Linked DNA regions of Homo sapiens: all the other regions are linked to region 3. The links are chromatin loops, found by intact Hi-C in ENCODE. Cell type or tissue: heart left ventricle. All regions are shown on one strand.

What was found. Hi-C counts contacts between places; a loop is a spot of excess contacts. Peaks named below come from ENCODE experiments on the same cell type or tissue, not always from the same donor. Only the 100,000 strongest peaks of a DNase experiment are listed, where the experiment ranks them.
Region 1: a loop joins it to region 3, with 3 times the contacts of the local background. A loop is called at or near these places in 62 of 110 quality-filtered maps.
Region 2: it touches region 3 in a loop (3-fold over the local background); 2 of 110 quality-filtered maps call a loop at or near these places.
Region 4: it touches region 3 in a loop (2.4-fold over the local background); 2 of 110 quality-filtered maps call a loop at or near these places.

Annotation. Positions count from the first base shown.
Region 1 is chr4:2,217,194-2,222,193 of GRCh38, forward strand. The region is part of intron 3 of POLN (DNA polymerase nu); the gene reads right to left. Among named protein-coding and RNA genes, the nearest start is that of HAUS3, 22 kb to the right of the region's middle. RefSeq lists a silencer at 2,937-3,026 and an enhancer at 3,968-4,892. In heart left ventricle, CTCF peaks have their summits at 3,001 (motif pointing right) and 3,200; a DNase peak (open chromatin) is centred at 3,008.
Region 2 is chr4:2,629,665-2,634,664 of GRCh38, forward strand. FAM193A (family with sequence similarity 193 member A) reads left to right here. Exons shown (of 21, transcript NM_001366318.2): 5 at 1,271-1,505. Among named protein-coding and RNA genes, the nearest start is that of FAM193A, 96 kb to the left of the region's middle. RefSeq lists enhancers at 828-1,329, 1,330-1,829. In heart left ventricle, no CTCF peak of the experiment used is centred here; no DNase peak of the experiment used is centred here.
Region 3 is chr4:2,460,072-2,465,071 of GRCh38, forward strand. CFAP99 (cilia and flagella associated protein 99) reads left to right here. Exons shown (of 16, transcript NM_001193282.4): 14 at 1-171; 15 at 2,372-2,534; 16 at 2,739-2,931. The coding sequence ends at 2,855. LOC105374353 (a long non-coding RNA gene) reads left to right here and starts at 2,933. Exons shown (of 2, transcript XR_007057992.1): 1 at 2,933-4,052. LOC107986250 (a long non-coding RNA gene) reads right to left here. Exons shown (of 2, transcript XR_001741551.3): 2 at 4,451-4,641. RefSeq lists a silencer at 2,340-2,959 and an enhancer at 3,377-3,876. In heart left ventricle, CTCF peaks have their summits at 2,836 (motif pointing left) and 3,035; DNase peaks (open chromatin) are centred at 1,430, 2,503 and 2,810; H3K4me3 peaks cover 1,191 bases.
Region 4 is chr4:2,622,560-2,627,559 of GRCh38, forward strand. FAM193A (family with sequence similarity 193 member A) reads left to right here. Exons shown (of 21, transcript NM_001366318.2): 3 at 2,703-2,836; 4 at 3,851-4,018. Among named protein-coding and RNA genes, the nearest start is that of FAM193A, 88 kb to the left of the region's middle. RefSeq lists an enhancer at 1,155-1,949. In heart left ventricle, no CTCF peak of the experiment used is centred here; no DNase peak of the experiment used is centred here.

The DNA of each region.
Region 1 (5,000 bases), 240 kb before region 3:
TAACACTGGGGCCACTTCTCCTTCCACACAAAGTAGATAGTCAAGGGGCACCACCCAACGTTCTACCCATTGGGTTTCCCTTGAGCACTGTCTTCCAGGGCTGCCTAAATCAGGCTGTTCAGAGCCCACCCACCATGAACCAAGCTCTAACTTTTCCTGCCTCCATCAGCTGGTCTTAAGGCTGCCCCCGTCAGAAGTACCAGTGCCAGCACCAATGATGTCATGGGTTCTGGGCCACATGAAAAGCTTGGTTGTGCCTGCTTGTACCTAGTACTAAATGAGCCACTTCCAACTTGCAATGGACAGCTGCATGCCCACCTCTCAGTGGGTCTGACAGAACCAGCTCATGCTGGCAGTTCTGGCTCATGGTCACTTGATGTCACCATGGCCTCACGCTCCATCTCTACCAGGGCCCAGTAGCATGACAGTTTTGTTTTTGAAAAATTTATAATTTGTTTCTGCAGATAGCATTGCCTTGCTCCAGAGTTCTAGGAGTCTGCATTGAGATTCTTCTGTTGGGGCTTTGCCTTAAGCTTCACATGGCATCTTTCCCCACTACAGATACCTCTAACATCACAAGGTCTGTTGGGTTGGAAGTCCAAGTAGCTGAGCCACTTGCTTCACAGCCTAGGCCTCTTACAGGATGCTTTCCTATGCAGTATTCCCAATGTGGAATATGCTGCCTCCACTCCCTAAACCCAGAGATGCCTATCAGGTGTTATGGTTCACTCTTAATGGTTATGTGGTTAACCACGTTGCAGGATGACTCGACCAGTTAACATCTTCATTCTTAATGCTTCATTCTTAAAAATGCAGTAATTTAGCCAGGTGTGCACTTGTAGTCCCAGCTACTCGGGAGACTGAAGCAGATCACTTTGACCCCAAGAGTTTGAGGCCAGCCTGAGCAACACAGTAAGACCCAGTCTCTTGGGGAAAAATAAAAAATAAAAAAAGGTGGCCAGGCGTGGTGGCTCATGCCTGTAATCCCAGCACTTTGGGAGGCCAAGGCAGGCGGATCATCTAAGGTCGGGAGTTCGAGACCACCCTGACCAACATGGAGAAAGCCCGTCTCTACTAAAAATACAAAAAAAAAAAAAAAAAATTAGCCAGGCATGGTGGCGCATCCCTGTGATCCCAGCTACTTGGGAGGCTGAGGCAGGAGAATCGCTTGAACCTGGAAGGCGGAGGTTGTGGTGAGCTGAGATTGTGCCATTGCACTCCAGCCTGGGCAACAAGGGTGAAACTGCCTTAAAAAAAAAAAGGCACTAATTTGTCCTTTACTTGCAAGGGGATATCCTACCTATCCTCAGACCACTGAACTTCCAAAAACTTCATGGTTGTGGTGGGCCCCAGAATATCTGTGTGCTTATCTCCCATGTTTTGGACAGCAAGACAGCTAACAAACTTGCCATTTCTTGCTTATGCTGATTGGCATGATGTCATCAAAACAGTGGGTGGCGGGATAACATAGCACTGGGGCAAGGTGCAAATTTATATTGTCCATTCAGAGTGAATATTTCTGCAGGGATGGAAAAGAATGTGTTCACCAAATCAATAATTGCATTTCATATACCTGAGGCCTTGTTAATTGCATATGCCACATCCAGCCCACCAGCTGTCATTAGGGCTATAACTTGGTCACAACTATTTGTGGTGTCAATTGTTATTCTCCAGGATCTGACTTCTGTGAGCACCTACCTGGTGAATTAAATGAACATATGACAGGGACCACCCTGTGCCCTGAATCCTGTAGGGGTTTAAGGATGGCACTAACTTCTGCCATTTCTCCTAGGTTGCCATATTGCTATACTAATTCACTATCTTTGCTGGGAAGGCAGTTTCAGCGTCATCCACTTGAGCTTACTCACTAGGAGAGCTCTCATCCTCAGGCCAAGGAGCCAGTACCTGAGGGTTCTTCCAACAGTCTGTTCATTCCAAATAACATGTGGGGACTTGGAAAATGGCTTCGGAGTGAGCCCTCCCATTATAGTGTAATCTGGGCCAAGGTTCCATTTATTGCTTGAGTCCTTGCGCCTCTGACGGAGAAACCATGATGATACTTTAGGTCTCCAGGTATCAATATCATATGAATGTTTCAGTATCCCTTTCCCCCTTGTATAAGTTCCCAGAGTAAATGGCCACAGGTTTCCCTGGCGGAAAGACAGGAAAAATAACTGCCATATACACTCACTATGGTGTTGCATAATCCTTCCTCCTGGGGACCTGGCCTCTCCTTCAGTCAGTTGGTTCCAGGTCTGAAGTCACTTTACGAGAACTGTATCTACCCTGCTTCTGACAGGCAGCACCACCTGGCCTCTATGTCAGGATCCTATCTCCCTGACTGTTATCAGGAGGCATCTCCTATTATCAGCCCTGGTCTATAGCAGACACCACTGAGATTCTCAGTGAAGCCGATGCTCCCCACTCCCTCATCAGCTTTCATTATTGCTTCGGTAAATAGAGCATCCAGAGCGCCCTTCTGCAGAACAATGTTACCTGCTGAGTTTCCCAGCCCTCCACAATATGGCCATTCTAGCATGTCCACCTCTCCTGGCTTTTCATGCCTTCTTTTACCATCTGCCCTGGCAGTTCTAATCTTTCTCCTTCACTTAGTATGAACCCTCTCCTACAAGGAACTAAAAGCCATCCTAGCAGTATGTTGGCACCACCTCTTGGAATCTTCATCGGGTTGTCAAATCCAGTGTCTCTGAAGTGATCCCGCATAAATAAACTCTCCCTTATCCAACCTTAGTTCCACCTGCCTTGATCCAGCACCCTCAGACCCAGCCCACCATAGGTACTCTCCCAGGCCTGCTTGTATATGGCCAGTTAGGTCCTGCAGTTCCTTTGGAGTAGAATCTCTTTCGTCCCTGTGCCAGTTATCAACATACTGTCTCCCAGCTACAAATTCGCCTCTCAGCTACAAATTCACCCCTCGTTGCACCCCACGCCCTACAGAAAATACACCTCCTTTGCCACCTGGCACGATGTTAAGCTCCGTCAGCAGAGGGTGCTAGAGGGACGCTGTCAGAGATGAGGCCTCTGCTGTGCTTTGCTTTGCTTTCCTTTCTTCTTGCTCCTGCAGCTCTTAACCAGTGTACTAGACACCCATGAGCAGCCCCACTGGCCACTTCCCAGCTACTTCTGCAGACATTCTAGCCAGCCCTCCAGCAAGTTTCAGTCAATCCCCGTGGGCAGCTTCCTACTGAGTTTCACAAGCACCCCTACCAACTTCTCAGTGAGTTTAGTGATACCCCATAGGTGGGTTCCCACTTGCCAGACTGACTGGCACTTCAGCCAACTTCTTGGCCACCCAGTGGGCTACATCCACAACCTCTGACAGTCTGAATCTCGGCCTTGAGGGGAGAGACCCTGCTAAATTTGTCCCTTCCTTCGGCACCCCACTTCAGCCCTAGCAGGGGAGGCTGCTCCCTGTCTGCTCTTGCTGGATTCTTTAGAGTTTTCTCTAAAGCTATTCCTGGTAGCTACTCCTGCTAGTTAGTAATGCCTTAAACATTCCCTGTTCAAATTACTCTACGGTTTCTGTCCCTTGACTGGACTGTAACAGGCCCAGTACTTTTCGACAGGGTTATTTTGTGACTTAATGACCAGGAGAGGAGGAGGGGGCCGCAAAAAAGAAAAAGCCTGAACAAAACATTTATGAATCTTTTCACAATTTCTTATGAAATGACATACGTATGCATGTGTATAACTATACAAAAAGATCTGGGGAATTATGAACTTTGTTTGTTTTTTCTGTTTCTCCCTCCCCATCCCAAAAACTTCTCCTGAAGTATTATTACATAATGACGGAGCATGTCTTATTTTTCAAGACAGAAGCTCTCCATTGTTCTCCAGCAAAGGTGGGGGGAAGCGCTCAGGGTGGGGCCATTTCTGCAGGTCTCAGAGGTATCTGATACTCAAGATTTATTTTTTAAATAAAATTTATTATTATTATTTTTGAAACAGGGTCTCACTCTGTTACCCAGGCTGGAGTGCAGTGGCACAATCTCAGCTCCCTGCAACCTCCACCTCCCAAGCTCAAGCAACAGTCCCCCTTCCTCAGCCATCCAAATAGCTGGGATTCCGTGCCATCATGCCCCACTAATTTTTTGCAGAGATAACTGTGAAAGGAAAATAAAATCTTGGGAATCCCAAGTCACTAAGCTAAAGGGAAAAGTCAAGGTGGGAACTGCTTAGGGCAAACCTGCCTCCCATTCTATTCAAAGTCAAATTCTATGCCTCTGAGGTTCACCTGAGACAAATGGGGATCTGATTGCTTCCCCTCCCCACTGTTTATGTAAAAATACAGATTCACTAAATTGTGTATTCAGTGGAAGGCTGATCAAGGACTCAAAAGAATGCAACCTTTTGTCTCTTACCTACTTTTTGTTTGTTTTTGAAACAGAGTCTCATCCTATCCTTCAGGCTGGAGTGCAGTGGTGTGATCTTGGCTCACTGCAACCTCCACTTCCTGGTTCAAGGGATTCTCCTGCCTCATCCTCCCGAGCAGCTGGGATTACAGGCACCTGCCACCATGCTCGGCTAATATTCGATTTTTAGTAGAGACAGGGTTCCACCACGTTGGCCAGTCTGGTCTTGAACTCCTGACCTCAAGGGATCCACCCGCCTCAGCCTCCCAAAATACTGGGATTACAGGGGTGAGCTATCGCACCTGGCCCCTCTTATCTAATTCTAACCTGGAAGCCCCCTCTTCGAGTTGTCCCGCCTTACCAGACCGAACCAATTACATCTTACACATATTGAGGTTTCATGTCTTCCTAAAATGTTTAAAAGCAAACTACCCCCAGCCACCTTGGGCACGTCTCAGGACTTCCTAAGGCTGTGTCATAGGCATGTCCTTAACCTAGGCAAAATAAACTTTCTAAATTGAGACCTGCCTGTTATTTTGCATTCACATGGGTTTCGCCATGTTGCCCAAACTGGTCCGATACTCAAGATTTTTTTTTTCTTGGCTCCCTGTGGTATTTCAATCAAGA
Region 2 (5,000 bases), 170 kb after region 3:
TACAACTCATTTCTGTTAGAGTGATGAACTCAAACTGGTTTCTCCTGGTGATGGGTTATGGACGAATTTTTATTATTACATCAGTGGTTTTAGGTTTCCATCTAGAGGCTCCTGGATTAAAATACAATTAAATTTAACCATAGCAATGCCAGTACTGTAGAATACGTTTTAAAATGTGCATTATCGGCCGGGTGCGGTGGCTCACGCCTGTAAGTCCCAGTACTTTGAGAGGCCAAGGCGGGCGGATCACAAGGTCAGGAGATCGGGACCATCCTGGCTAACATGGTGAAACCCCGTCTCTACTAAAAATACAAAAAATTAGCCGGGCGTGGTGGCGGGCACCTGTAGTCCCAGCTATTCGGGAGGCTGAGGCAGGAGAACTGTGTGAACCCAGGAGGTGGAGCTTGCAGTGAGCCGAGATCACACCATTGCACTCCAGCCTGGGCGACAGAGTGAGACTCCATCTCAAAAAAAAAAAAAAAATGTGGATTATCATACACATTTGTGTCAAAAATAATGGATTATCCCAAAGTTTGGCCTGAAATTCATGAAAATGCTCATTGCATTTGTGGCTTAGTCATGTTGCATGTATTTTTTTTTTCCTACTCTTCAGCCTACAAATTTTATTTTACACACCTTTATTGCTTTTTTGGTGGGATAATTGTTAAAAAAAAAAGATAAACTGTGTCTAAAGTTTCCTCTTTTGATAAGCCTAATACAAACCCATTTGGATTGTACACTGAACTTCTAGAAAGAAGGAAAGAGCAGGCTGCCGCAGATCTGCAGCCAGGTGGCACCTCTCCTGGGATCAGTGCTTTTTACTTGTTAACATATAAGCCTTTAAAAGAGTTGTCCCCAGCCTCGTGTCTGAGCATGTTGTCTGGGGCCAGCTGCTGAGAAGTGGTAGCGTGCTCTTCCAGCTGTGTGAGTTTACGCAAGTCACCCAACCTGTGTGGGCCAAAATGTCCCCTCTGTAAAGCAGGCACTGAACCCACACACAGCGAACTGAATTAGTGCACGTGCACGGACAGTGCTGTACAGAGAAAGCTCAATAAATGTCACTTGCTGTTCCCTAGTGACACTCTGTGCCCCGGATTCCCCATCCATTAGGTGGGGTGATTGTGCTTCTCACAGGTGGTTATGAGGAAGGTGACTGTGTGGTCATCTAGAGGTGGCCACCTGTGGAAGGGCTTCAGAAAAGATGCTCACTGACATCAGAGCACCCATGGGCCCTGGTGGGCAGGCCCTGGTGACCCTCTTCTCTGTGCAGGCTCTGCGAGAGGGACCCCTACCAGCTGTACCAGCGTCTGGAACAGCAAGCTCGAGAGTATGTGCTGGAGATGAAGGTCCGCCTGCTCCGGCAGCTGTCGGCTGCGGCCAAGGTGAAGGCACCATCTGGCCTGCAGGGCCCGCCGCAAGCGCACCAGTTCATCTCCCTCCTGCTTGAGGAGTACGGCGCCCTCTGCCAGGCCGCACGCTCCATCAGCACCTTCCTTGGCACTCTGGTAAGAGAGAAAACGTGTTTTTCTTTCTGTTTGGATGAGCTGAAGAGAAGCATGTGGCAAGAGGAAGCTTCTCACGCATGTGTGCCGACCTCGCTGTCACACCCCCACACACTGTGATAGGCCCCTCTTCTCTACGGGAGAGGACCTGTTTCCTCTCCTCTTTGTCTTTCCTCTGGACTTTGCCACTGGATAAAAGCATTGGGTGGATTGATAAGCAGGTGACACCTCATGGTAGTACTGTTTGGAGGACCTTGAGGCCCAGGGAACGAGGCATGGGGGCAGTGTGAGGGGAGCACTGATGTGTGCCTTTATAAGGAGACAGAGAAATCTCCGGTGTCTTACTTAGGTTGTTCATTCTTTCGTTGCTGTAGACAGAGCTGGTATTAGGTGAAATGCCCATGAAGAGCATGAAGGCTGTAGAGAACAGCTTGTTTACCGCCCAGTGGCGTTCATTCATTCATGCAGGCATGCATGCACTCAGCAAGCCAGCACTGAGTTAAGGATCTGCTTGCAGTCTCAAGACAGGCCCTATCACCATCCTTGCCAATGGGGATCTGACAGTCCTAACAAAAGAGACACACAGATGGGTCCGGTTGCCTCAAAAGAGGAATCACTACATTGGGTGGAAGGAGCATGGTATAGAAATATGGTTACAAGTAGGCTGCGGTCAATCCTCAACAGCCTCAGTGCCCCCACGCTTTGGAAGGAGACCAGAGACAAGCCCTCAAAGCTTCCTTGACTGTTACTAATAGTCTATGGAGTTTTTCATCACTTAAACTTTATTATTAAATAATACTTAACTGTATTTGGGTGCTAGTTTTGGGTGCTTTCTTTCTTTTAATAAAGAAAAGGAATTTATTTCTCATGGTTAGGAAGGCTGAGAAGTCTAAGTTTGAGGGGCCACATCTGGTGAGAGCTTTCTTGCAGGTGGGGACTTGGACTCTGAACAGAGTCCAAAGGTGGTACAGGGCATCACATGGCGAGAGGGCTGAGCATCAGTTTTGGGTGCTTTCTTAGTGGTAAACCTACATTTTGAAACAAATACAGTAAGCATTGGCCTTGGTCTTTATCTGATTCTCAAGTTGATGGACCCTCTTAGAAAAATTTACATACAGCCCGGGTGTGGTGGCTCATACCTGTAATCCTCGCACTTTGGGAAGCCAAAGTGGGAGGATCACTTGAGCCCAGGAGCTTGAGACTAGCCTAGGCAACATGGGGAGACCCCACCTATACCAAAAAAATTTAAAATTAAATTAACCAGGCGTGATGACGCATGCTACTCAAGAGGCTGTGAGGCAAGAGGATCATTTGAGCTCAGGGTTGAGGCTGTGGTGAGCCAGTGTACTCCAGCTTGGGAATAGAGTGAGATCCTATCTCAAAAAGAAAAGAAAAAATTACATACATGTAATTGTAAGTCATTTCAGGGGGTTCACAGACTTCCTCAAGCTTCACTGCGCCAAGCCATGGGGAGGTATCTATTCTGAGAAGAGGTAGCGAGGTGAATGGGTAGGGTGAGGGGTGGGGGTGGGGCAGGGGGGCAGTTATCCTGTTTCAAGGTCTGAGTCCACTGGGTAGTGCCACCAGGCTTCCTTCTGGTACCTCGTCCTTCCTCTGGCATCTCTCGCAGCACAGCCTCCCCGTCTCTACCTGAGAGTCTGCCTGCCCTTCAGAGGTTCAAATCCAGAGCCCCTCCTCTGTCTTCTACAAGAACACTGGCTCAGGTTAAGAAGGATGCTCTCCAGCCCACCTAAACCTGGTGCCCAGAGAGACTCTGGTAGTGAAGACAGCAGCTGTTGCTGCTCTCCAGAAAATGCTGGCGAGGTCTGCACCTCCTCAGATAGTTACTGTAGGATACTGTTTTATGAAGCTGACAAAAATTAATTTGAACCATATTTATTAGAGCAAATTCCTAGCAGTTGACATAGAAATAATTTCTTGTGGCTTGAGGCCGGGTGCGGTGGCTCACGCCTGTAATTCCAGCACTTTGGGAGGCCGAGGCAGGCAGATCACCTGAGGTCAGGAGTTCAAGACCAGCCTGGCCAATATGATGAAACCCCGTCTCTACTAAAAATAACAAAAATTAGCCGGGCATGGTGGCGGGCGCCTGTAGTCCCAGCTACTCGGGAGGCTGAGGCAGGAGAATCACTTGAACCCGGGAGGCAGAGGTTGCATTGAGCCAAGATTGTGCCAGTGCACTCCAGTCTGGGCAACAGAGCGAGACTCTGTCTCACACACAAAACAAAACAAAATAAAAAAGAAATAATTTCTTGTGGCTTGAAAAAAATGCATACACCCAGAAGCTGTTTGATTAGTGTCTTTTTTCACTTCCTTTACACATAGAAATACCCACATTGATTTCTAGGGGTCCAGCAGACTAGATACCCTTAACTATTCCTTCCTCCAAGGGAAACAACTGAATTTACTAGATAATAAAAAAATAAGCCAGGCGTGGTGGCTTACGGCTATAATCCCAGCACTTTGGGAGGCCGAGGTGGTTGGATCACCTGAGGTCAGGAGTTAGAGACCAGCCTGGCCAACGTGATGAAACCCCGTCTCTACTAAAAATGCAAAAAATTAGCCTGGCGTGGTGGCACGCGCCTATAATCCCAGCTACTTGGGAGGCTGAGGCAGGAGAATTGCTTGAACCTGGGAGGTGGAGGTTGCAGTGAGCCGAGATGGGGCCGCTGCACTCCAGCCTGGGCAACAAGAGCAAAACTCCGTCTCAAAAAAAAGATGAAATCTTTTAAAGTGTATGGCTGAGATGGCATGAAAGGGAGTAAGTCGTAGTGGTGAAAAACCAATTGAAAGCTGGAATCCTGAGAAATACATGGGCTTGAAAGTCAGCATTTGCTGTGGGTATTTCTTCTGATCCTGGGAGACAAGAGACAACCTAGCCCAGGATGGGGTCTGCACATAATGCTGGGACTGTAAGTGACGACACTAGTAAGGTTGAAGTGGAAACTCCGAGCACCGAAAGGGACAGCAGGGATCTGCAGCTCTCGTGGCCTTGGGGTGGAGATGCAGGGAGTACAGCTTCCCAGAGACTTGGTAGCTGTCAGCCAGCTGCCACATGAGCTGGAGTGTGAATAAATGTTGGTGTGGTATGAACAGCCCAAGCCTGGAAGTTACTTTACAGTGGTCCAGGATTGCTGGTAAAGTCAGGCAGCATGCAGATCACCTCTGGAAACCTTCAATCTGACCTCAGAGAATTCGAATAGATAAAATCCCCCCAAATGAGCAGCTCACAGTAAAAAAAGTCATAAAACACAAGGTTCATGACAGCACAGTTAAAAGCCAGCAGAAGCAGTAGACAGAATCACATAACAAAGATATTTAAATTTTCAAAAAAGAATATAGAGTAACTTTGTTAACTGTGCTTAAAGAAGCTTTGTAAAAGTTTGAAATTGGGAGTTAAGGATTAATACTCTAAAGAATGATAATTCAGATTTGAAAAAATATCAAAACTAGAAACAAAAACTTTTTTTAGAGATGATA
Region 3 (5,000 bases):
AGTGGAGCTGCGAGAGCGGCTGGCCCTGCTCAAAGAGAATCAGCGGCGCAAGGAGGAAGAAAAGCGGGATCAAATCATTCAGGGCAAGCACACCAAGAGCCAGGAACTGCAGAACATGGTGGAGCAGATCTCGCTGTGCCGTGCAGCCATGGGGAGATCCGCAGCCTTGAGGTTGGTACTGGGCTCGGGGAGGGTGCCTCTGGGTGGACAGGGAGCATGCTGTAAGCCTGCCTTGCACCCTCCTGGGTGGGTCTCCTAGAAACAACCACCACCCTCCTGCCCAGGAAGTTCCCTTGCCGTAACTCCCCTGACCCCTATTATTGTAGTAGGTGACTTCCAGGCACATGGGAATGGTGCAAAATTCTGCATCCATGGCTCAGAAGCCATGACCCAGATGCAGTCATTTTTGCACCCAGCTCATGGGTCCAACCTTTCACCATATGTGCTTCACGTAGCCAGCTAGCTATTTATGTCTGCAGAAGCATTAGGAAGTAGTTGCAGGAATCAGACACTTTAAACACTTCAGCATACATCTTCTAAAAAAATAGATCGTCCTACATAAACCACAGCACCCTGACACCAATAGAAAATGGAACAAAAATTCCCAACATCACCTAAATATCTCATCTTTTTTCACATTTCCCCAGGTGTCCAAAGACTGTTGGCCAACTGTTTTTTGTTTTTGTTTTTGTTTTTTGAGACAGAGTCTTGCTCTGTCACCAGGCTGGAGTGCAGTGGCGCAATCTCAGCTCACTGCAACCTCTGCCTCCCAGGTTCAAGCCTCAGCCTCCCAAGTAGCTGGGACTACAGGCACACACCACCACGCCCGGCTAACTTTTTGTATTTTAGCAGAGACAGGGTTTCACCATGTTGGCCAAGATGGTCTCGAACTCCTGACCTCGTGATCTGCCCGCCTTGGCCTCCCAAAATGCTGGGATTACAGGTGTGAGCCCAGCCTGGCTAACATTTTTAAAAGACTGTTGCTGTAACTTTTTTTTTCTTTTTAAACCAGGATCTAGTTGAGGGTTGCAGATAGCTCGTTTGCATGCACACACATACAGATGCCTTTTTACTTGTTTGGGGGACAGTCTGGTGATGTTTTTTAGCCCCTTGTGGCTGGCCCCTGGCAGCCAGGTCAGACATGGGCAGGCATGTCCCCTGGTCCTGGGGTCAGGCTGGCCTCTGGGCCCTGGCCTAGTTCCCAGGGAGGCCCAGCTGTTGTAGTAGAGCCTCGTTCAGAGCCTGGCATACAGGGCTCCGGAGACGGTTTCTGAGTGGGACTAGGTGTGGTGGATGGCGGGGCGGACAGAAGGAAGGACTAATCATTGCTGATGGAAGAGAGCCCTTCACTGTTGGTCCTTGGAGGGGCCGCTGCTCTGGTTGCAATTCAGAGGAGGCACAGGGCAACCGCTGCTGGTGCTGTACAGGGCGGGCTGGCTGCCCACCAGCTCCCCAAGGTGGCACACACCTGGACAGCTCATCACTTCCAGCTGCTGGCCACGGCCTGGCAGAGCTCAGACGCAGCCTGGTTGGTGTTAGGGTGCCTCCAAAGGTCTACCTCCTGCTAAAAAAGTTAGAGCGGGCTCAGGCATGCACTTAGGCCCCAGGCCACAAATTCACCAGGGTCGACCTGGACAGTCAGACAAGAGTGGTGGAGACAGGGAACAGCACATGCAAATATCCTAAGGCTGTGAGGTCCACTGACGCCAAAGCCAGCAGGGAACAACACATACAATCAGAAGGATCAAGGGCCATGTCTGCAGGTACCTGTGGAGATGCAGGCCACAGCACCACAGCGTTAGCAGGGGGTACCTCCAGGCAAGAGACAGAAGAGTGCGAGGTCAAAGGAGGCTTTCACATTTGTACCCCAGTTATGCATATAGTTAGTACACCTGTAATACTTTTTTAAAAAAATGTTAAGTTTAAAAAAAAAAAAGCTGCTAGGCGCCGTGGCTCACGCCTGTAATCCCAGCATTTTGGGAGGCTGAGGTAGGAGAATTGCTTGAGCCTGGGAGGTCAAGGCTGCAGTGAGCCATGATCGCGCCACTGCACTCCAGCCTGGGCGACAGAGTGAGACCCTGCCTCAAACAAACAAACAAACAACAACAACAAAAATTAAAGAAAAGAAAAAAAGAGCAAAAGGGTAGATAGAAGTGCTGGAGACTCCCCCAACCCCTCCAGCCCCTGAGCGGTGGTACTGTCTAGGAGCGCGCCGCGGCCCCTGGGCCTCGCTGTCTGTCCTAAATCATTCCGGTGAACCTCTCCGGCTGCGTAGCTCCTTGCCCCCGCGTCGCTTGGACACGGGTGGCATCCTGGGTCTGGCCTGGGCCTCCCGCCGGCCTGCTCCTGAGCCCGCCGCGTCGCCCGCCAGGTGGGAGGAAAAGAAGGCCCTTGCGGCGGCCCCGGCGGCGCCCTCGCAGGACGAGCGCGTGCAGCAGCTGCGGCGCAGGATCTCGGAGAGGGCGGCCGAGCGCAGCAGGCAGGCGGCCTTGCTGCACGTGTCGGCGCCGCGGACCGCGCGCCCCAAGCCCCGGGTGAGTCCGGATTGGTGGGAGGAGCCCGGGCGACTGAAAGCCGGGGCCGGGTGGGGATGGCGGGCGCGGCGCGCAGGGACCGGCGTCCCGGGGCGGGGATGGCGGGGAGATCGGGTCCGGTCCGCGGCCGGGAGATACGCAGCGGCGGGCGCGGGAGGCGGTGGGGGCGTCCCTGCCCGCGCCGACGCGTTCCCCGGCCTGCAGGCGCAGCTAGAGGCGCAGCACTGGCTGGAGCTGGAGCGGAGCCGCGAGCGCAGGCTGCAGGCGCTGCAGCAGGGAGGCTCAGGACCCGGGCCCGCGCGCCGCCTGGAGGCCGCCTGAGCCGGGCCGAGCGCGCCCCACCCGCTTGCGGGCCACCCCCTACACCCGCCGCCCCAATAAAGAGTGCGGCCCGCGGTGCGCGCCTCCTCTTCCTTGGCCGGGCCCCCCTCGGCCCCGGCCCCCCTGCCTCCGCACCCCGACCGCACCCCTCTCCCTTCCTAGCCCCCGTCTGCCCAGAAAAGCATTGCCGGATAAAAGGCAGGACGCCCAGTTACTGCGTGGGGACAAACTTAGGCTAAAAATGTATCCTCTCCTTATCGGGAATTCAACTGAACTGGGCATCCTGCATTTTTATAAGCGAAATCTGGCCACCCCGGCCCAGGTCCTAGCACTTCCCTACAGCCTAGCATAAGGCATTCCTGGTGCGCACCCCTTCGAAACTCCCAGAACCCCTTCAGATGTGGAAATTTGGAACACCCACCCTTTGCCGGCATCCAGGTGGCTTCACCTAGGGAACCCCCGAGACTGAGTGGCGACTGTGAGTGTACGTTTGGCTGGGGAAGTGGCCAGGATTCTTGAGCGCCAACGTTGCACTGGCCCTTCACGCGCCTCCACCATCCTCACTACGGTCCAGGGACGTAGGAACTGGCCTGCCCCTGTTCTGCTGATGAAGCCACAGGTGCTCAAAGAGGCGATGTGACCGGCCTAGAGGGCCAAAACCCAGAGCTGCGCCTGGGAGCACCCCCTCCTCCCCTTTCTCTAGCATCAGAAGCAGCCCAGATCCAACAAGATCAGGGCCAATGGAGGCAGGACTTCACCCAAGGCAGGGACCAAGATGGATTGGTTCTGCAGTGTCCCGGGACTCCGTGGGCTACAGAAGGCTCCACCTTGAGGACAGGCTTGCTGAGTGAACGCCTGCTGGTGACAGCCTCAAGAAGAAAGTACATTAAGCCACCTTCTTCCCAGGAAAGAGAGAAAAGCGTCAAGTCCGTGGGGTGGTGAGCAGAGCAGTAAGGGGTTGGGGAGTGGAAACTGACAGATAAGCTAGATGTCCAGGGGAGATATATTTCCTTCCCCAACTCCCAATATCCTCCTTGGGCCTGCAGAGGAGATGGTGCCTCAGATGAGGAGGCTGAGTCCCAGGGTACACTCAGACCAGGAAGGCAGGCATCTCAGCAGTGACAAGAACAGGCTAAAGGACAAGAGCCCTACTCCAATATTCTGAGTTTGTGAGAACCCCAGGATTTTACCACCCAGGTAGGTAAGGAGAAGAATTTCCACATCTCTGTAGAATTGCAGCTGGGAGCAGATTAAATTTCATTTAAAGAAATAAACATTGGCCAGGCAAGGGGGCTCAAACCTGTAATCCCAGCACTTTGGGAGGCTGAGGCAGGTGGATCACCTGAGGTCAGGAGTTTAAGACCAGCCTGGCCAACATGGTGAAACCCCGTCGCTACTAAAAATACAAAAATTAGCTGGGCGTAGTGGCTGGCGCCTGTAATCCCAGTTACTCGGGAAGCTGAGGCAAGAGAATGGAGTCGCTTGAACCCAGGAGACGGAGGTTGCAGTGAGCTGAGATCGCACCACTCCAGCCTGGTGACAAGAGTCAAACTCCATCTCAAAAAAAAAGAAATAAACATTGCTCATATCCCGTGTTGTGTGATCCAAACCCATTTAATTTGATATTGATGGAATACATTGATGATGCCTGGCCTAGAAAGCCCCTCTGAGCTCTGGGGGTTTCAAAGGGGGATTTATTAGCTCTCATAATGCCAATCCAAAGGCAGCAGACTTCAGGATGTACCCGATCCAGGAGCTCAGTCTCCACTCTGGTAGCAGTTCCAGCCTGAGGAACAAAGAACAGTTGCCCCAGTCTCATTGGCCTGAATTGAACATACTTGGGCTGAGCCAGTTCCTGCAGTGAGGGAAGGTCTGCATGGGTGCCTGAAGCAAGCACTGTGGCAAGGCAGGGGAATTACCCTTCACCTAGAAGGTTGGCCTCTGGAGCAGAGGGGAGATGTGGCAGCTAACAAATTGAGGGTACTATTGGCAACACTGTTGGTTGGCAGGTAACAAGGTCTTCCCCTGCCCCCTCCTGGACTGAGCAGCCGCTTAGAGCTAGCTTGAGAGCACGTGGGGCCTCTCCTCATACAAACCTAGGTGGGAGCAGGCCTCGGACCATTCCCTAAAGTTGTGGCCTGGGAG
Region 4 (5,000 bases), 160 kb after region 3:
TAGCATGCTCAGGCTGCTGCAACAAAATGCCATGGGCTAAGCTGCTTGTAAACAGCGGACATTTATATCTTATAGTCTGGAGGGCTGGAAGGTCTAAGATCAAGGTGCTGGCAGATTGGTGCCTGGGAAGGGCCAAGCTTTGGTTCATAGCTGGTGCCCTCTCTCTGTCCTCGTGCGGTGGAAGGATGTGGCAGCTCTCTGGGGCCTTCTTTATAAAAGGACACTAATTCCATTCACGAAGACTCCGACCTCATGACCTAATCACCACCTAAAGGCCCTACTTCCTGATACATTACCTTAGGGGTTAAAATTTCAACTTATGAACGGGGGCGGGCGGGGGCACAAACATTCAGAACAGAGCAAAACATTCAGACCTTTGGGCACTTCTGAGACCTTGGTAGGGACTTCGTGCTGGACTGTCTAGTGGAAACTGTGTGACACAACCAGCCTGCCCCCAACCCCCTACCACTGCTGTCCCGCACTCTGCCCCCCTTCCCTCATGGTGTAATTCTGGGGTCTGCTTCCCCAGCAGGACCTATTTGGGGTGGGATTCTTTCAGGATGACACAAGCTCTTACCCTCCTGTGTGCTGGCGGCAGCTGAGCTGGGTCCCCTGCTGTCTTTTTTTTTTGAGACGGAGTCTTGCTTTGTCACCAGGCTGGAGTGCGGTGGCGCGATCTCGGCTCACTGCAAGCTCTGCCTTCGGGTTCAAGCAATTCTCCTGCCTCAGCCTCCCGAGTAGCTGGGACTACAGGCGAGCGCCACCACACCCAGCTAATTTTTGTGCTTTTTTAGTAGAGACAGGGTTTCACCATGTTGGCCAGAAGGGTCTCGATCTCTTGACCTCGTGATCTGCCCGCCTTGGCCTCCCAAAGTGCTGGGATTACAGGCGTGAGCCACCGCGCCTGGCCGGTCCCCTGCTGTCTTAATCCTCTGCCCACTTAGCAACGCTCAGGCTTTTCTGCTGCAGGGTCTTACCTGCAAGGCCTGCACCAGTGTCTGTGTGACCCAACTCCACAGCACCTGCCACAGGCCCTTGGGAGTTTCCTTGTGCTTGGCTCAGCAGCAGACTGGGGTAGTGCAAGCATCTGAACAGACCTTGCCAAGTCCAGCCCAGGGTGAGCCCCAGGCTCCTTGCCACAGGCCACCACCCGTCTCTCTGGGGGCTTGTCTCAGTGGCTTCATGCTTGACTGGGGGAGGGGTTGGTGAGGAGAGCACACTTTTCCTTGTGGGGACCAGAGTGGGAATAGTGCAATACTCAAGACTTAGGTGAATTCCTTTCTGGAAGTCTCTCTTGTGACTGTATTTCTTTTCCTCATGCTGTGGGGGTCAGGGGGATGCAATGATTATGGAGCTGGCAGCCCCTGTCATGAGCCTGGGGAAGGCTCTCTAGCACCCTGCATCACCCTGTGGGCACCCTCAGCTCTGAGACCTGAGCCCTGAGCCCCTGTTCCCAAGGAGCAGAGTCCTTCTCAGGGCCTCTTCTAGAAGGAGCCTTGGTGCCGATGGAAGGGTAACTGAGCGGGAGGAGGAACCTAGGGTTGTGTTGTGTTCTCTAGTTGTTGTTGGTGAAATCCTTTTGGCGTGGGACATAGGAAGGTCTTTGCCCAATGTTCTCTCTCTCTTTTTTTTTTTGAGACAAAGTCTCGGTCTGTTTCTCAGGCTGGAGTGCGGTGGCGCGATCTCGGCTCACTGCAACCTCAGCCTCCCGAGTAGTTGAGATTACAGGCGTGCCCCACCATGCCTGGCTAATTTTTGTGTATTTAGAAGAGACGGATTTCACCGTGTGGGTCAGGCTGGTCTTGAACTCCTGACCTCAGGTGATCCGCCTGCCTCGGCCTCCCAAAGTGCTGGGATTATAGGCGTGAGCCACTGCCCCCGGCCAAGTGTTCTCTTTCTTAAGCCTCCTTGTTCCTCAGAGCAGGCAGTGCAGGCTATGGGATTCCCCAGGACGGAGAGGCCTCTGCCCCGGCTGCTTGATGCAAGGCTCAGAGAGGCCACTAGGTTTCTACCATGTGCTGTCTCAGGCAACCGTGGGCATATCACTTTCCAGAGGTGCCCACTGAGGTGGTCATTGTGTGTGCTGATTAGGACAGTGGGAGTAAAACTGTTCCTTTTTAAATTTAATATAAATTAATTTTTAAACTTTTTAAAAAAATTTATATAGAGATGAGGTCTTGCTGTGTTACCCAGGCTGGTCTCAAACGTCTGGGCTCAAGTGGTCCTCCCATCTCGGCTTCCCAAAATGGTGGGATTACAGGCGTGAACCGCCATGCCCAGCCGAATTGTTTCCTTTTTGTATGTATGTGTGTGTCTGTGTGACAATGTCTCTGTCACCCAGACAGGAGTGCAGTGGGGCATGATCACGGCTGACTATAGCCTCAACTTCCCAGGCTCAAGTGATCCTGTCACCTCAGCCTCCTGGGTAGCTGGGACTACAGGCGGGCACCAACACGCCCGGCCTATTTTTTGTATTTCTTGTAGCAGTGGTGTTTCACCATGTTGCCCAGCGATCCACCCACCTCAGACTCCCAAAGTGCTGAGATTACAAGTGTGAGCCACTGTATCTGGCCAAGATAGTTTCTTTTCAATGTTTAGGTTTTACAGTTTTTTAAAAGGCATTTTTCCTGAACAGTTAATAAAAAATTGATGCCGTGAACATTTTAACATAACTGGTCTATTCTGTTCTCTTTTTAAAACAGAGCCAAGATTTTCTTCTTCACTCCTCGCTTGGTGGCTCCCAGCCAGAGGCCGGCAGTGGTGGGAGGCTCGCTCTGGGTGCACAGACGCTGCCTTCAGACACCGCATGCTCGTGCGAGGCCTGCAGTGAGCGCAGGTATGTGACGTGTGTGCCACGTTGCTCACACCTGTCCACAATGACATGCAGACCTGCATATTGGAGCTGGACGGAGAAACTGGGCTAATGTGACAGACAGCAACAAGAGTAAGGCAGTTGCTTCGCTATTGAGAGAAAGAACCATATGAGTAAGACAAAAACTGTTGCTCTTGAGGAACTGGCACTAGGAAGCATCCTCAGAACAAGAGAAGGAGTCCTTAAATAATCAGAATCTAAGAGCAGCCTCAGTGAATGAGAGGAGCGATGGGGGAGAGCCTGACTGGCTGCTTCTCAGTGGCTGAGGGGAGAGCCCTGGAGCTCATCTTTTTTTTTTTTTTTTTTTTTTTTTGAGACAGGGTCTGGCTCTGTCCCCCAGGCCGGAGGGCAGTGGCGTGATCTCCGCTCACCACAACCTCCGCCTTCCAGGCTCAAGTGATCCTCCCACCTCAGTCCCGGTATCTGGGACTACAGGCGCGCACCACCATGTCGGGCTAATTTTTGTATATTTTATAGAGATGGGGCTTCGCCATGTTGCCCAGGCTGGTCTCAAACTCCTGGACTCAAACGATTAGCCCGTCTTCACCTCCCAGAGTGCTGGGATTACAGGCATGAGCCACCATGCCCAGCCCAGGAGCACATCTAAAAATGCTCTGTGCTCTGGCTCAGGAAGGAATGCATGTAGCCAAGTGGGGGCCAAAGGGTGGGGGCAAAGCTGCCCATTAAGTACCTTGGAGGTGAAGGCCAGGTCAGCAGTGGGGATGTGGGTACCCTAATTGTGGACATTAGCCACAGATGCTCCTGTCATCTGTGCAGTGGCTAAGATCTTACGCAGAGTGCACCCTAGGAGCTGTGCTGGGGATGCCATCACCCCCCTGCACTGACAGCAGCCTGATTGCCGGCTCCTGGGAGCTGGGCAAGGTGCAAGAGCCTGGGAGGTCCTCTGAGGACAGTGTGCTAGGTGAGGAAGGGCAGCAGATTGTGGTGACTTTCTAACCTTCCTGTGTTGTCTCACAGAGAAATTTCGGCAGAGGCGGACCGGGAACCTCAGCAGCTGCAGAACTACTGGTCAGAAGTGCGCTACACGGTGCGCTGCATCTACCGCCAGGCAGGAACCCCGCTGGCAGATGACCAGGACCAGTCTCTGGTGCCTGACAAGGAGGGAGTGAAGGAGCTCGTGGATAGGTACATACTGCCCTTTCCTGTTGTGGCCCCATGCAAACCCCTGCCCTCCCTGCTGCACTTGGAGCCACTCCTTTCAGGATGGGCTTTCCTTACAGTGCTCAGCTGGGTTTGCTTAGCCTTTGGTGCCTGTCAAGACTGCAGCAGATGAACTGGCAAAAGTGAGCCCCCTAGGTCAAACGTCTTGAATTTTTCTGATTTTGATGAAACGCTATTGCCTGTATAATTACACAAGAAATGTTTCTGTCACTTGTTTGTGTGAAGACTGATAATAATACCTTCCTTTTTGAGTCCCCCTGTGCCAGGGATGATGCAGAGTACTTTTACAAGCACTCTTGCCTTTATCAACCCAAGGAGAAAGGCCGAGTTAGCCCATTTATGAAGTGAAAAAATGGGGGCTCTGTGAGGTTGGGTAGCTTGTGTATGTGCCTGTGGTTCATGAGGCCAAGACAGCTGAGGCGTGCCTGGCCGTGTGGCTGTTTCTCATGATGCCGCAGCCGTTCTTCAGCAGATACCTTATGCTCAGTAACCACACAGAATTTGAGGTGGCCATAATTTTTATTCTTCCTTATAGTTTGATGTAACTTTTTTTTTTTTTTTTTTTGAGATGGAGTCTTGCTCTGTCAGCCAGGCTGTAGTCCAATGGCGTGATCTTGGCTCACTGCAACCCCTGCCTCCCGCATTCAAGCTGTTCTTATGTCTCAGCCTCCAGAGTAGCTGGGATTACAGGTGCCCACCACTGTGCCCGGCTAATTTTTGTATTTTTAATAGAGATGGGGTTTCACCATGTTGGTCAGGTTGGTCTCTAACATAATCCACCTGCCTTGACCTCCCAAAGTGCTGGGATTACAGGCGTGAGCCACTGCGTCCGGCAACATAACATATTTTTATGTTTTTTGAAATGTTTCAAATGAAAGCAACTTATTTGAGATGGCCATTTCATGGGTTGATTCTCATTTGGGTTTCTTTCTCACATTTTGAATGC